Linked DNA regions of Mus musculus: region 1 is linked to region 2. A link is a contact called in ENCODE POLR2A ChIA-PET data. All regions are on one chromosome and are shown on one strand. The core of a region is the stretch at or near the end of the contact, and the rest is flanking DNA. Distances in the headings are between cores, read along the strand shown. Region 1 holds the start of Gpd1l (glycerol-3-phosphate dehydrogenase 1-like). Region 2 holds the start of Cmtm8 (CKLF-like MARVEL transmembrane domain containing 8).

Region 1 (6,575 bases), core at 1,791-4,290, 90 kb before region 2:
TGGATGGATGGATGAAAGTCAAGGGGTTGGACAGGTGCTCAGCAGCTAAGAGCACTGGCTGCTCTGCCTCAGGATGCCTCCGTTCCCTGTCAGAGCTCTCAACAGCCTATAACTCCAGCTCCAGGGGATCTGACGCCCTCTTCTGGCTTCTGTGGATACTGCACATGAGTGAAGTATATATGCACACATACATACTCATGAGAATAATATAAAACTTAAAGGGAAAAAATAAGGCCAGGTAATGGCTCAGTGGGTGTAGTGCTTGCTCTGCAAGCCCAAGGACCCAAGTTCAGTTCCCCAACTCCCACTTAAAAAGCCAAATCTAACAGCATGGGTCTGTAGTCCCATGCGTTGGAGTTTGAGGCAGGAAGATCCAACAGACCTTGCTGACCAATCAACCTAATTAAACTCCAGGCTAAGGGAAAGACTTTGTCTCAAAAACTAGAGATAGAGAGAGGAAGAGATGGAGAGAGGAAGGCACTTAACAACCACCTCAGGCCTGTGCATGCACACACAAGGGCACACACATGTATGTACCACACATGCACACAAACACCAAGGCCAGAAAATAAATTAAAATAAGCAAATACTTCAGGGTGGGCTGAGAGCCTGGAGGGGCAGTACATGCCTGTAACCCTAGCACTGTAGAGGCAGAGACAGAGGAGTCTTGAATTCCAGGTCAGAGTGGGCTGTATATCAAAGGCCCAAGGCAACTTATCAAGAGCTTGTCACAAAATAAGACAGGGATGACTGCCGGGCGTGGTGGCGCACGCCTTTAATCCCAGCACTTGGGAGGCAGAGGCAGGCGGATTTCTGAGTTCAAGGCCAGCCTGGTCTACAGAGTGAGTTCCAGGACAGCCAGGGCTATACAGAGAAACCCTGTCTCAGAAAACCAAAAAAACAAACAAACAAAAAAAGAAAAAAAAAAAAGAAAAGAAAGGGATGACTACATAGCTAAATAATAGAACTCCTGTCATACACACACACACACACACACACACACACACACGGCCTAGGATTGAACCCCAACACCATTGAAAAAATAAAGAGAGAGTCATGTTTTCTAATAATTCTGACCTCATGAAGAGCTTTTCCCACTCTGTAGTTTGAGCCCCAACAGCCAAACTCACTTCGCTGTCTATTTATATCAATACCTTCTGGCAGCTAAACTCCCACCCACTCCTGAACTCAGAAGGAAATGGACCAAAGTGAGCACCGTACAGGACTGAGGCTAGCCCAAATGGTGCTTTCTTTTCTTCATGACAAGCCTTTCCATCTCTCAGAAAATGGTCACTTGTGTCACCAGTGATGCCCACGTGGTGCTGGCCTCCACTGTTTTTCAGGAGGCTCCCCGAACCCAATGGAGAGCCCTCCTCTGTGCCCAATTTTCTATTTCAGTTATTTGTGGGTCCACTCTCTGGCTCCCCAGAAAGCTTCCCTTCTCAAGGCAGGGCCACCTTGCCAAGGGCTCCTTTCTCAACCACTGGAGCTGGGGGATGGGGTCTCCTGTGCTCCCCTCCCCCGCCCCAGGCAGGCCTGGAACTCATTATGCAGCAGAGCCTCGCTGTGTAACCAGACTATACAGATCAGGATGGCCTCCAATTCATACAGACCTGCCCATTTGGGTATTAAAGGCATTTATCACCACACACAGTTTGACTTGGTGTTTTAAAATGATCCCACTGTTTGGCCTTGGCTGACCTGGAACTTGCTATGTAGACCAGGCTGGCCTTGACTCAAAGAGACTAATTTGCCTCTGCCTCTAGAGTGCAAGAAATAAACCTATTCTATTTTTAAATTAAATTTATTTTAAACCAGACATTAATTTAATGAATTTAATTTAATCCAGATAGTTGCCTTTAATCCCAGCATTTGGGAGGGAGAGGCAGACAGACCTCTTGTGAGTTTGAGGCCACCCTGGTCTTTAGCATGTTTTAGACCATCCAGGGCTACACTGTGAGACTCTGTCTCAACAAATGAATTAATTAAAATAAGTTTGTTTACTATTGTGAGGCTGTGCGATTCTCTCCTTCCTCCGTGGGCCCTGGAGATCTGACTTCCATTAGGGTTACACCTTTCCTTGCTAAGTGAGCTAGCACTCTCCATTCTTGCTTTTGCTTTGTGATAGGGGCTCACGTGACCCAGGTTAGCCTCAAACTCACTGTCTAGTTAAGGATGACATTGAACTGCCGATCGTCCTGTCTCTACCTCCCTGAAGCTGAGATTACAACACATTCCACCATCTCTGTTTTTCGCGGCCGCGGCGTGCCCAATTGCAGTACAGCAGTTTGGATGGCTTTTTTGTGAAGCTCTGGCAGGGAGAGAAAAGGGGCATGCCCTTTGGGTAACCGTATGAGGGGGACAGTTCAAGTTTCTGCTTTGATCCTGTGTAGACAAGTTTTCCATCCTGAAATGCAAGGGTACTTGTTTGCGACAAGGTGGCCTCCCATTTTTATTTGGCCAAGGATAACCTGGGACTCCAGATTCTCCCTCCGTCTCCCACGTGCTGTGATTACAGGCCAGAGCCACCAGGCGCTAGTGTTTGAACTTCCTGTGTTCAATCTAGTTCTCTACCAACTGAACTACGACGCCACCCTTGTAGAGTAGATACTCCCAGATCAATGGCAGAAGACTTAAAGCTCCAGGCTCGCTAGGAAATTCAGGGGTGCCTGGACTTGTCCCGTTTATACGAATTTGACAGCCGTTGTTAAAGCAGGCGCAGGCTCCAAATCTGGGTGAATTCATAGTCAACTACTTAGGCTGTCTAGGCTCCACCCTTAAGTGATAGTTGTCCCTGCGCAAATTGCGATTAGGTGACACTTGTATAAGTTGGGTCGGGCTTGCTCTGTCCAGGATAGTGACACTCAGCAGCAGGAGCTCAGAGCTCCAGTCTGCGCAATAACATTGGCCTGCACGTGGCCCGCCTGGAACTGAAAGGGAGCCCGCAGGGAGGTGGACTACACATCCCAACATTCCTAGGGCAGGGGTGGGGCGACACCGGAGGCTGACCCGGCCACCCACCCGGACCAGGCGTGCGCAGTGGTTCCTGGGAGTGGTGGGGCGGGTCCTCCGGGCTGTCAGCTGTGGCCCTAGGCGCCTAGGCAGGGTGGCGGTGGCCATTGGCGGACAGGAGGGCGGGGCGGGGTCGCCCGGAGCGCCTATACTAGGCCGTTCCTGTGGAGGTGAGCAGCCGGCCTGGGAGGCACAGTGTGTGTTGCAGCGATCCGACTTGCAGCAGCGATCCGACTTGCAGCAGCGATCCGGCTTGGCCCTGAGAGGAAGGCTGTGCAGCAGCGATCCGGCTTGGCCATGGCAGCGGCGCCTCTGAAAGTGTGCATCGTGGGCTCGGGGAACTGGTGAGCAGAGGCGGGTGGGCGGCGCGGTCTCCGCCTCCAGGAAGCCCCGGTTCCGGGCCGGCCAGGGTTGCTCTCCCGCTGCTTCAGCGTGGACACCAGGGCATCGCGGGTAGGCAGAGAGGCGGGCCTGCGACCGCCTGTCCCGGTTGGACACTGCACGGACAGAGGCCACGCCGAGGAACCAGAGCGCGAGGTGCGGGGCCAAGGTGGCCCGGGTGGTAGCGCGCACCGCGCCCGCGGGCACCTGTTTGCGCACTGGTAACCCTGCGGTTAGGGCCACCTGCTCGCCACGCCCGGGTACTTGGCAAAACAACCCAAGGGCGTTCTCTATTCTCCCCTGCCGATCACCCCCGTGGAGGAATTTGCAGAGGCTCAGTTGTCCTTACTGCAGTTTTGGGATTGGGGAAACGGAGGCACAGAGCGTGAGAAGGGTCCTTGCTACCTGGGACAGTGCTGGCTTCAAGAGACAGTTCTCATTTCCTCTGGCGAGTGGTTCCCAATCATGTTAACGTGGTATCCGAGAAGAGAAAACAAGCCCCCAACCGGGACGTGAGGGTCCCAGGGAAAGGTGTTTGCAGAGCTTCGCGTCACCACTGGGCTGTATTTTCTGACTTAACTTGTAAAGTGCTTGGTGCTTAGAGGGCTTTGAAGCTCCTCCAGTAGTTTGCATACCTTGGTGGCCCTTAACGCAGGAGAAGTTGGGGGTCTCCGTGAGAAGGAGGCAGAGTATGGTGCGTTCCAGACTTTTCCCGCGGCCCAGGGGTGGAACAGTTGAAGGCCATTCTCGTGGCTTCTGTCCCCTTCTGTTTTCCTGTGGTCTGACGCACACCACAGTTCAGGCTGCTAGAAGCGGTACTGTTCTGGAGTCGTCGGAGCCACCTGACTGGTCTTTGAAAACTTGGCTCTGAAAGGACTTTTGGAGGAAACCTTAGCTGGCTGGACCGGTGGCCTCTCCCCGGCCTCCTATTGCTGGCCTCTACCCTTGCGTTGGCCTCAGTCCTTTACCTGGTGCCTGGCATATACTAAATAAAAAAATTTTTTTTCTTTGAGGCAGGTTTTACTTTAGCTCTGGCCTGATAGTTGCTGGGTAGACCAAGCGATCTACTCTCAGATTTGATTGCTGCTATTAAAGACGATGCAAGGGCCACATTGCCCAGCCCACTCCCCCCCCCCCCCTTTGGTTATGGAGATCGAACCTCTTGAGTAATAATGAATGCTCTGTCGTGGAGGAGACTCCTTACATCACCCACACTCAAATTACGTAAAACTACTCTGTTGCTAAGTTAATACTCTGGTGCTGTTGTAGATCAGACCCTGGGGCCTTGCTTCTAGGAAGCAACTCCACTCCCAGCCAGACTGCCATGTGTTTTGGTTTTTTGAGGCAGGGTTTCTCTTAGCCTTGGCTGTCCTGGAACTCACTTTGTAGACCAGGCTGGCCTCGAACTCAGAAATCTGCCTGCCTCTGCCTCCCAAGTGCTGGGATTAAAGGCGTGTACCACCAGTGCCTGGCTCTGCCATGTGTTTTAAAAGCCAAGAGTTGTAGTAACACCTGCCTGGAATTCCAGTCCTTGACGGGGCAGACAGAGGAATCAGAAATTTAAAGTCATGCTTTTTATTTTTATTACAGTTTATTTTTTTTAAAGATTTTTTTTAAATGTTCTTTTATATATATGAGTACACTGTAGCTGTCTTCGGACACACCAGAAGAGGGCATCAGTTCCCATTACAGATGGTTGTGAGCCACCATGTGGTTGCTGGGAATTGAACTCAGCACCTCTGGAAGAGCAGTCAGTGCTCTTACCGGCTGAGCCCTCTCTCCAGCCCCAGTTTGTTTAATTTTTATTTGTATGGATATGAGTTTTTGCCTGTGTATATCTGTAAGTGCTTGTGCCTGGTCCCTGCAGAGCTCAGAGGAGGGCAGAGAATTTCCTGGAACTGAGTTACAGATGGGTGTGAACCGCTGTGCGTGCAGGTGCTGGGAAAGAGGATCTCTGGGAGAGCAACACGTGCCCCTAACCACTGAGCCATCTCCCCAGCCCCTGTTTTATTTCATTTTTGAGATTAGGTCTTGGTACTTGCTATGTAGACCAGGCTGGCCTTGAACTCACAGATCTTCCAGCCTCTGCTTCCTGAGTGCTGGGATTAAAGGCATGTGCCACCACACCCTATATATTTTAATATATCCCGTAGAGTCCATTCCCTTTTTTTTTTTTTTTTTGTGTGTTTGTGTGTCAGAGGACAACTTTCGGGAGTTCTGTAAACTCTGGGGATCTAACTCAGATCATCAGGATTCTACCTGCTGCCCCACTATGTGCTTTTAGTGTGTTACCTGAGGCAACAGCAGAAAGCTCTGTGCCCTATCAAATAGGACTCCTGTCCTTCAGAGCCTTACGGAGACCTTCAAGTTGGCTTTACCACTTACAACATCAAGGTCACTGGAAAGAAACATCAGCTGCCTTGCTGGCTCTGCCACTGGACAAGCACCCACTATGCACATTATGTTGTTGTTTTGAGACTGGGTCCCATTTAGCCCAAGTTGGCCTTGTCTCAGTTGAGGCTGGTTTTGAACTCCTCCTCCCCGGGCCTCCAACCCCCTGGTGCTAGGTTCACAGACAGCCTTTTCCTCTTCCGTGCAGCTCCACAGAGGGCAGCCCTTCTGCCAGTTTGTCAGGTGCAGGCAGAAGTGGCCCAGCTCTGCCACGCTAGACTGAGCTGGAACAAGGGCTGTCAAGAGAACTTCTCTGGCCTTTCATGGAGGCCTGGCTGCTAGCCTGAAGCATCTTCATTCTGATGTACTTGGCTGCATTCTTGGTCCGATCGGGCTCAGGGAGCGAGTAGAACTTGGCCTGTGGCACAGCGATTGAGAAATGTTTGGAAGGTTTGGGCTGGCTGCCTGCCTCCATTACGGGATCATTGCTGGCTTTGGACCATCACCTTCAGTACAGAGTCACTCCAGTCCTAGACAGAGGATCCCCACTTCCGGAGACTGAAAACACCAGGGAGGGACCAGAAGGGGGCAGAATGGCTCTGACTGTAATTGCTGTACATGGGGAACTGAGACAGGAGGAACACTACAATTAGAGGCTAACCTGGGCTACAGAGTAAGTTCTAGACCAACCAGAATACAATGAAATCCTGTCTCAAAAAAATAGTTGGGGTAGAGATGGAATGTTCAATTCTGGATTGTACGTATGTCAGTGTTTGCCCCTGGTGGGTGCT
Region 2 (5,966 bases), core at 3,106-5,605:
AGCATATGAACCCCCACACTTGGCTGTTTTAACTTTGTATTCACATTTGGAGTGGGGCTATCTCAAAGCATGTGCTTCGAGGTCAGAGGACAACCCAGGGGGTATCAATTCTTCCTTCTGCTCCATGGGTCCCAGCCTTGGTGGTAAATGCTTAACCCAGCAAGCCTCCCATCTTCCTGATTTCTTCTTTGGTTTTGTATTCCTACAGATCTTAGCTCTAAGTTCTGTCCAACACAGAATCCTCAGGGAAGAGTTTCTTAAGTTCACAGAAAAATGTAGTTGGTGAGAAATCTAACTCAACCTGACTGGAGCTATTTATTACCTTGGTTTGTCTCCTTGGTAGGTTAGGAGATGAGCATAATTCTGTGAGGCTCCTTCCATGCAAAGACGATGTCTGTTTTTCTTGTTCAAATCTGGCTGGCCTTTACCAGTGGAATCTGTTGTCTGTGTGTTTTGTTTTGAAGATGCTATGTACCTTGAGGGTCTGGGCCTGAGGTCCCTGCTTGTGATAGTTCATCTTCAGGTTAACTTTATTGGATTTAGAATCACCTAGGAGGCACACCTCTGGGTGTGTCTGAGGAAGAGTCTCCGGGAAAGTTTAACGAAACTGAGAAAACTCTCCCTGTGAATATGGGTGGGACAGTACCATGGACACTTGGACATGAGATGGAAAAAGCCAACTGAGTATCACACACACACACACACACACACACACACACACACACACTCCTCTCTCGGCTTCCTGACTGTGGATAAGTATGGCCAGCTGCAACATGTTCCTGACAACAGACCTCTCCAGTTATGGCTACTGTATCCTTCTCAAACTGTGAACCCCAGTGAGCCCTTCCTTCTTTAAGTTGCCATTGTCAGGGACTTGAAGCAACAAGAAAAATAACTAATGTATCTCTTTTGCCCCTCTTAGTAGCCAGCAGCTGCAGAGCCCACCATGCTGCAAGAGAGTCCAGCTTCGTGGAAAAGCAAGCCCAGTGAGTGTAGCGTCTATGGGAGGGATACCTTCTCAATTACCTAGTCCGGCCAGTTCCCAGATGTGAGCATGCCTCCAACTCCTGCCTGCCAAGCCTAGCTGCAATTCATAGTCAACAGTTTCCTGGGCAAATAAAATGGTGATTTGAAGCTGTTGGTGTTCAGAATCATTGTAGTACTGTGATAGATAATCCAACACAAACATAGTCCCACTACAGAAAATTAGTACAATTGACTGGGACCTTGCACAGAATCATACACTGTATGTGCATCTGTTGGAGCTGGGGAGGTGGGCAGTGGAGAAGAGAACTTGCTGCATAAGCCTGAGGTCATGAGTTCAAACCCCCAGCATTCATATAAAAAGCCAGGTCTGATCACAAACTTGTCTTTAACTCCAGAGCCATCAGAGGTGGATACAGGAGGGCCACTGGGGTTTGCTGGATGCCGGCCTAGCTCCAAGATCAGTGGCAGACCCTGACACAGTGACAGAATACAACACTGAATGTCTTCCTCTGGCCTTTACACACGCACTCACTCCCACACACTCACCCCCTACACACATTCACCCCCACACACATATATGCACACACACTCATGCCCCACATGTGTGCACACACACAAAGAAAATGGCATATATACTTATTTTACTTTTTAAAGATTTATCTTTATGTACACATCTGTGTCTTTGTTGAGTGAATGTGAGGTGCAGGTGCCTGAGGAATCCAGAAGAGGGCGTTGGATCCGCTGGAGTTAGAGCTGCAGGTGGTCATGAACTGCTTGACATGGGTGCTGGGAACCCAACTCCGCTCTTCAGTAAAAGCAGTGTCGCTCTTAGTGCCTGGGTCATCTCTCCAGTCACTTAGTGTACCTTCCCAAAGTAAAGAAAAGCCAGACTCCTGAAAACCATCCTGCCCCAGGGGTCTCAGAAAGGGAGTGTCCTTTGTATTATGAGTAGAATCGCTGAGACTTCAAGTCTTCAGTATTGGGTATGTGTTGCCTTAGGCTCCTCCAGACTCCCCTGTCTCTCACTTCCAGCCACTTGAGCAATTTCTCTGAGCACTTGGTTTTTGGAGGCTCATTCCCATACAGCTTCCTAGCTCTGTCCTCAGTGGTTTGGTCTACAGTGGGGTCTAAAACTTGAATTCCGGAAGCTGGAAAGGTGGCTCAGTGGTTAAGAACACTGACTACTCTTTCAGAGGATGTGAGTTTAATTTCCAGCACCCAAACTGCAGCCCACAAGGTCTGTAACCGCAGTTCCAGGGGATCAGACACTACCATGCACATGAAACAGAAAGAAAGAAAGAAAGAAAGAAAGAAAGAAAGAAAGAAAGAAAGAAAGAAAGAAAGAAAGAAAGAAGTAGTGGTCTATGCCTTTAATCCCAGAACTACTTGTTATCATGGGTGGCAGGTGCCTACCTCAAGGAAAAAAATTTTTTTTTCATTGGTGGTGGGAGGAGAGACTGGGTCTCACTATGTAGCCCAGCCTGGCCTCAAACCCTCTATGGATCCCAATATGACCTTGAACTATGTATTTCTAGATAGGGTTTCTGTATCTAGGCTGAGCTCACTATGTAGCACAGACTATTATTTCAGACAGGGTCTCACCCTGTAACTTTACTTTTTTTTTTTAAGATTTATTTATTATTATAGGTAAGTATACTGTAGCTGTCTGAAGACACTCCAGAAGAGGGCATCAGATTTAGTTATGGATGGTTGTGAGCCACCATGTGGCTGCTGGGATTTGAACTCGGGACCCTCAGAAGAGCAGTCGGCGCTCTTAACCACTGAGCCATCTCACCAGCCCCTTACCCTGTAACTTTAGGCTAGCTTTGAACTCTATCCTCCTGCCTCAGCTCCCCCAGTGATGAAATTATCAGTATGAGCCACCACACTGAAACTGTTGGCATATTCTTGAAACACTTTACCCTAGAGTTTTCCTAGGGAGGACCCAGGTTTAAACTCTCCCCGCCCCCACCCCACCCCCAAGACAGGGTTTCTCTGTGTATCTCTGGCTGTCCTGGAACTCACTCTGTAGACCAGGCTGGCCTCAAACCTCTACCTCTCCAGGCTAGGATTAAAGGCTTGCAACACCACCACCCAGGTTAAAAAGATGTTTTTGTTTGTTTGTTTGTTTGTTTGTTTTTTCAAATCAGGGTTTCTCTGTGTATCTCTGGCTGTCTTCGAACTCACTCTGTAGACCAGGCTGGTCTGGAACTCAGAGATCTGCCTGCCTCTGCCTCCTGAGTGCTAGGATTAAATGTGTGAGCCACCATCTCCCATAAACTAACTCCTTCTATTAGCTTGTTCTTTGTGCTTTCTTTTCGGATCCACCAATAGGATACACTTTCTGACAACTTTTAAAATCTGATATGCCTTCACTTCGAATCAAAGCCCACTTGGTGGGTTCAGATGAATTGTCTCTTGTCACTCTTCACAAAACAAGAGGAGGACAGGCACATGGAAGCAGATCATTTTAGCCAAATGTCCATCGTCCATCAAAGTCCGTCTTGAAACACGGGTGGTAGCACTGAGGTCCAGTAAAGCAGAACCAATAACTTCATGCTAATTACACAAGTACCCAGGGTTCTGCGCAGCACTCACCTGACTGGCACACAGCTGCCCACGCAAGGAGATGTCCACCCCTCCTCCCTGACCCCGGGAAGCACAACTAGCTTGTCATAAACATCACTTTGCACAGACGGTTCCATTCAAGTTTGAAACAAGCCCCCCCCCCCCCAAAGCTAATGAGATCTGTCATATTGATACATCTTGACCAGGAATCCCGAACATCTCCCCCACTTTCCATCTTCCTCTCCACAATCCAGCTAGTCTCCGCCAAAGTTGTGGAGAGCGCCTAGAAGCCTCTCGCTCTCACTCCCCGGCGATTAAGTTGGTTCCTCAAATTGTTCCGGACAGGAGGGGCAGGAAACAGCGCCGGCTTTGGTGACGGCTGCAGCGGAGTGGGTGAGGGCTGTCCAAGCGGCCTCACATCGATCCCTGGTTTAAGGTCTGGTTAGGTCACAATTCTAGCCTCCCTCCCCCAACCGCCTGTAGTCCTGGAGCGGCCACGTCCCTAGAGGCCTGAGTTTCCTTAAGAGGCCCTGCTGCTAGTCCAGCCAGGTGGGAGGAAGCTGGTCCAAGTCTGGTGGCCCTAGGTGGGCGGAGCCTAATTGTGGCTCGAGCTAGAAGGAGTGTGACCAGGAGGTGCCGCTCACCCTTAGCGATCCGGTACGCGTCCCTGCACCCCCGAGAGCTCTCAGTCCCTGGGAGACAGGTGCTGTGGCCGCGCGGCGGCGCCCCCGAGGGGAGGTCCTGGAGTGCCCGCCCTCACCCGCCCAGTCTACGCCCCTCCTCTTCTCTCCCCTCCCCCGCAGTCCACTGCCACCGGTCGCCAGCGATCCCGTTCCCGGGTCTCCGAGCAGACCCAGAGTGCGCTCGCCGAGGTGTTGGGACACTTGCGGACCTGACCCTGGAGATCACCCGGGTTTGCCCGCCTCCCATCATCCGCGATTCCCTGGCCCGCGATCCTGAGCCCAGGGAACTCATTGGGTGGGGGTAGGGTCCTCGGGGACCCGGGCCAGCTCCCGGGGCGACGATGGAAGAGCAGCAGCGCGCGCGCTCGCACACGGTCACCACCACTACCAGCTCCTTTGCGGAGAACTTCTCCACCACCAGCAGCAGCTTCGCTTACGACCGAGAGTTCCTCCGTACCCCGCCGGGGCTCCTGATCGTAGCCGAGATCGTAAGTGTCGGGCCGGGCCGGGCTGGGCCGGGCGGAGGGAGGCAGGTGGACTCGGCTAGCTCGCGCGCCTCCAGCTCCGCCCACCGAGCTGGCTCCGGTCTTCCCGCGGGCTCCGGGAACACTCTTGAGCTTCGACTTCTTTGTAAAGTGCAAAACTCACATTCAGGTTCTTTCACCTGAGGCTCCCTTGGGAACCAGGGTTGTGACCCTCAGGATGTCTGCTGTGGGAGGTAACTCACAGCTTGCTGTTTTCATTCGAAGGATGGTGGTCTTTCCCGGGAGCCGGATACTTTGGTGGGCGTTTATAGATAATGGGTGTCTGGAATACTTAGGGCCTACCTCACCTGATCTCCACGTGCAGGGGTCCCTAAAAAACAACGTTTTTGTTTGTTTGTTTGTTTGTTTGTTATCAAACTGACCCTTCCAAAGTGCTGGTCTGGAACTCAGAGCTTCACGTGCCAGTCGGATGCTCTATCGCTGAGCCGCACCCCCAGTTTTAAAAGTTTTCCTATTAAAAGTTATAAAGGAGAGAACTTCTGAGTAATTAACTTCCTGTGGTCAAATACAGATGAATCAAGAACATTTCCCTGAATAAATCTGAGAATCTCAACCTCTTTAAGCCCTTGAGGGCCGCTGTACGGACTGAGCACATCCTGGTGGGGGCTGGGCAAGTGCCCGGGAGGGAGGCAGGACTTGTACGTGCTGTTCCTGGGAAGCCAGGCCTTCCGCCTGGAGTTCTGTTGACTACTGGTGGAGGCCACTATCTATTGTCCTCGCCCTCTACCAGGGTGTCAGTCCTGGAGGAGCTTCTAAGTTTGTGTAGGCCCTGATGCGCTCTCCCTTGAAGGTGGTTGCAAGTAAGCTTATTTTACACGCGAGGAAACTGAGTCAGAGACTGGACGGAAGTTTACACTTGTTGGCAGAGCTGAGATTCAAACCTATGTCTGCCCTTTTCTTGCTCCCTGCTCCTACCTGCTAAGGAGCGTCGACTCCCACAGTCTAAATAGGAGTCCCCCTTCTGTTGCATCTCAGACCCAAGGAAGCATTTGTGAAACTGAAATCCAGCCCATAGGAAAGCTAGAGAATGGGGGCGGAGATCGTGTTGTACAGTGGTTGAGTGTGCATGGACCCTCTGAGAAACCTTCAGCAGCCCCTGTGTGGATCCCGGGAGCTTGCTGACTCAAGGCGCAGATCCACCCCAGACCCACCCAATCAGCTTCCACGGAAAGTTGGGAAAGTG

The links. ChIA-PET counts read pairs that join two places held with the same protein, here RNA polymerase II (POLR2A).
Region 1: POLR2A ChIA-PET joins it to region 2 with 13 read pairs in embryonic stem cell. The contact joins the promoter of Gpd1l here to the promoter of Cmtm8 in region 2. POLR2A ChIA-PET finds 5 or more read pairs at or near these places in 3 of 5 experiments (Patski and embryonic stem cell).

The regions. Positions count from the first base shown.
Region 1 is chr9:114,930,452-114,937,026 of GRCm38, reverse strand. Gpd1l (glycerol-3-phosphate dehydrogenase 1-like) reads left to right here and starts at 3,040. Exons shown (of 8, transcript NM_175380.5): 1 at 3,040-3,356. The coding sequence starts at 3,310.
Region 2 is chr9:114,842,541-114,848,506 of GRCm38, reverse strand. Cmtm8 (CKLF-like MARVEL transmembrane domain containing 8) reads left to right here and starts at 4,355. Exons shown (of 4, transcript NM_027294.2): 1 at 4,355-4,726. The coding sequence starts at 4,580. Gm30448 (a long non-coding RNA gene) reads left to right here. Exons shown (of 3, transcript XR_379920.3): 3 at 923-1,128.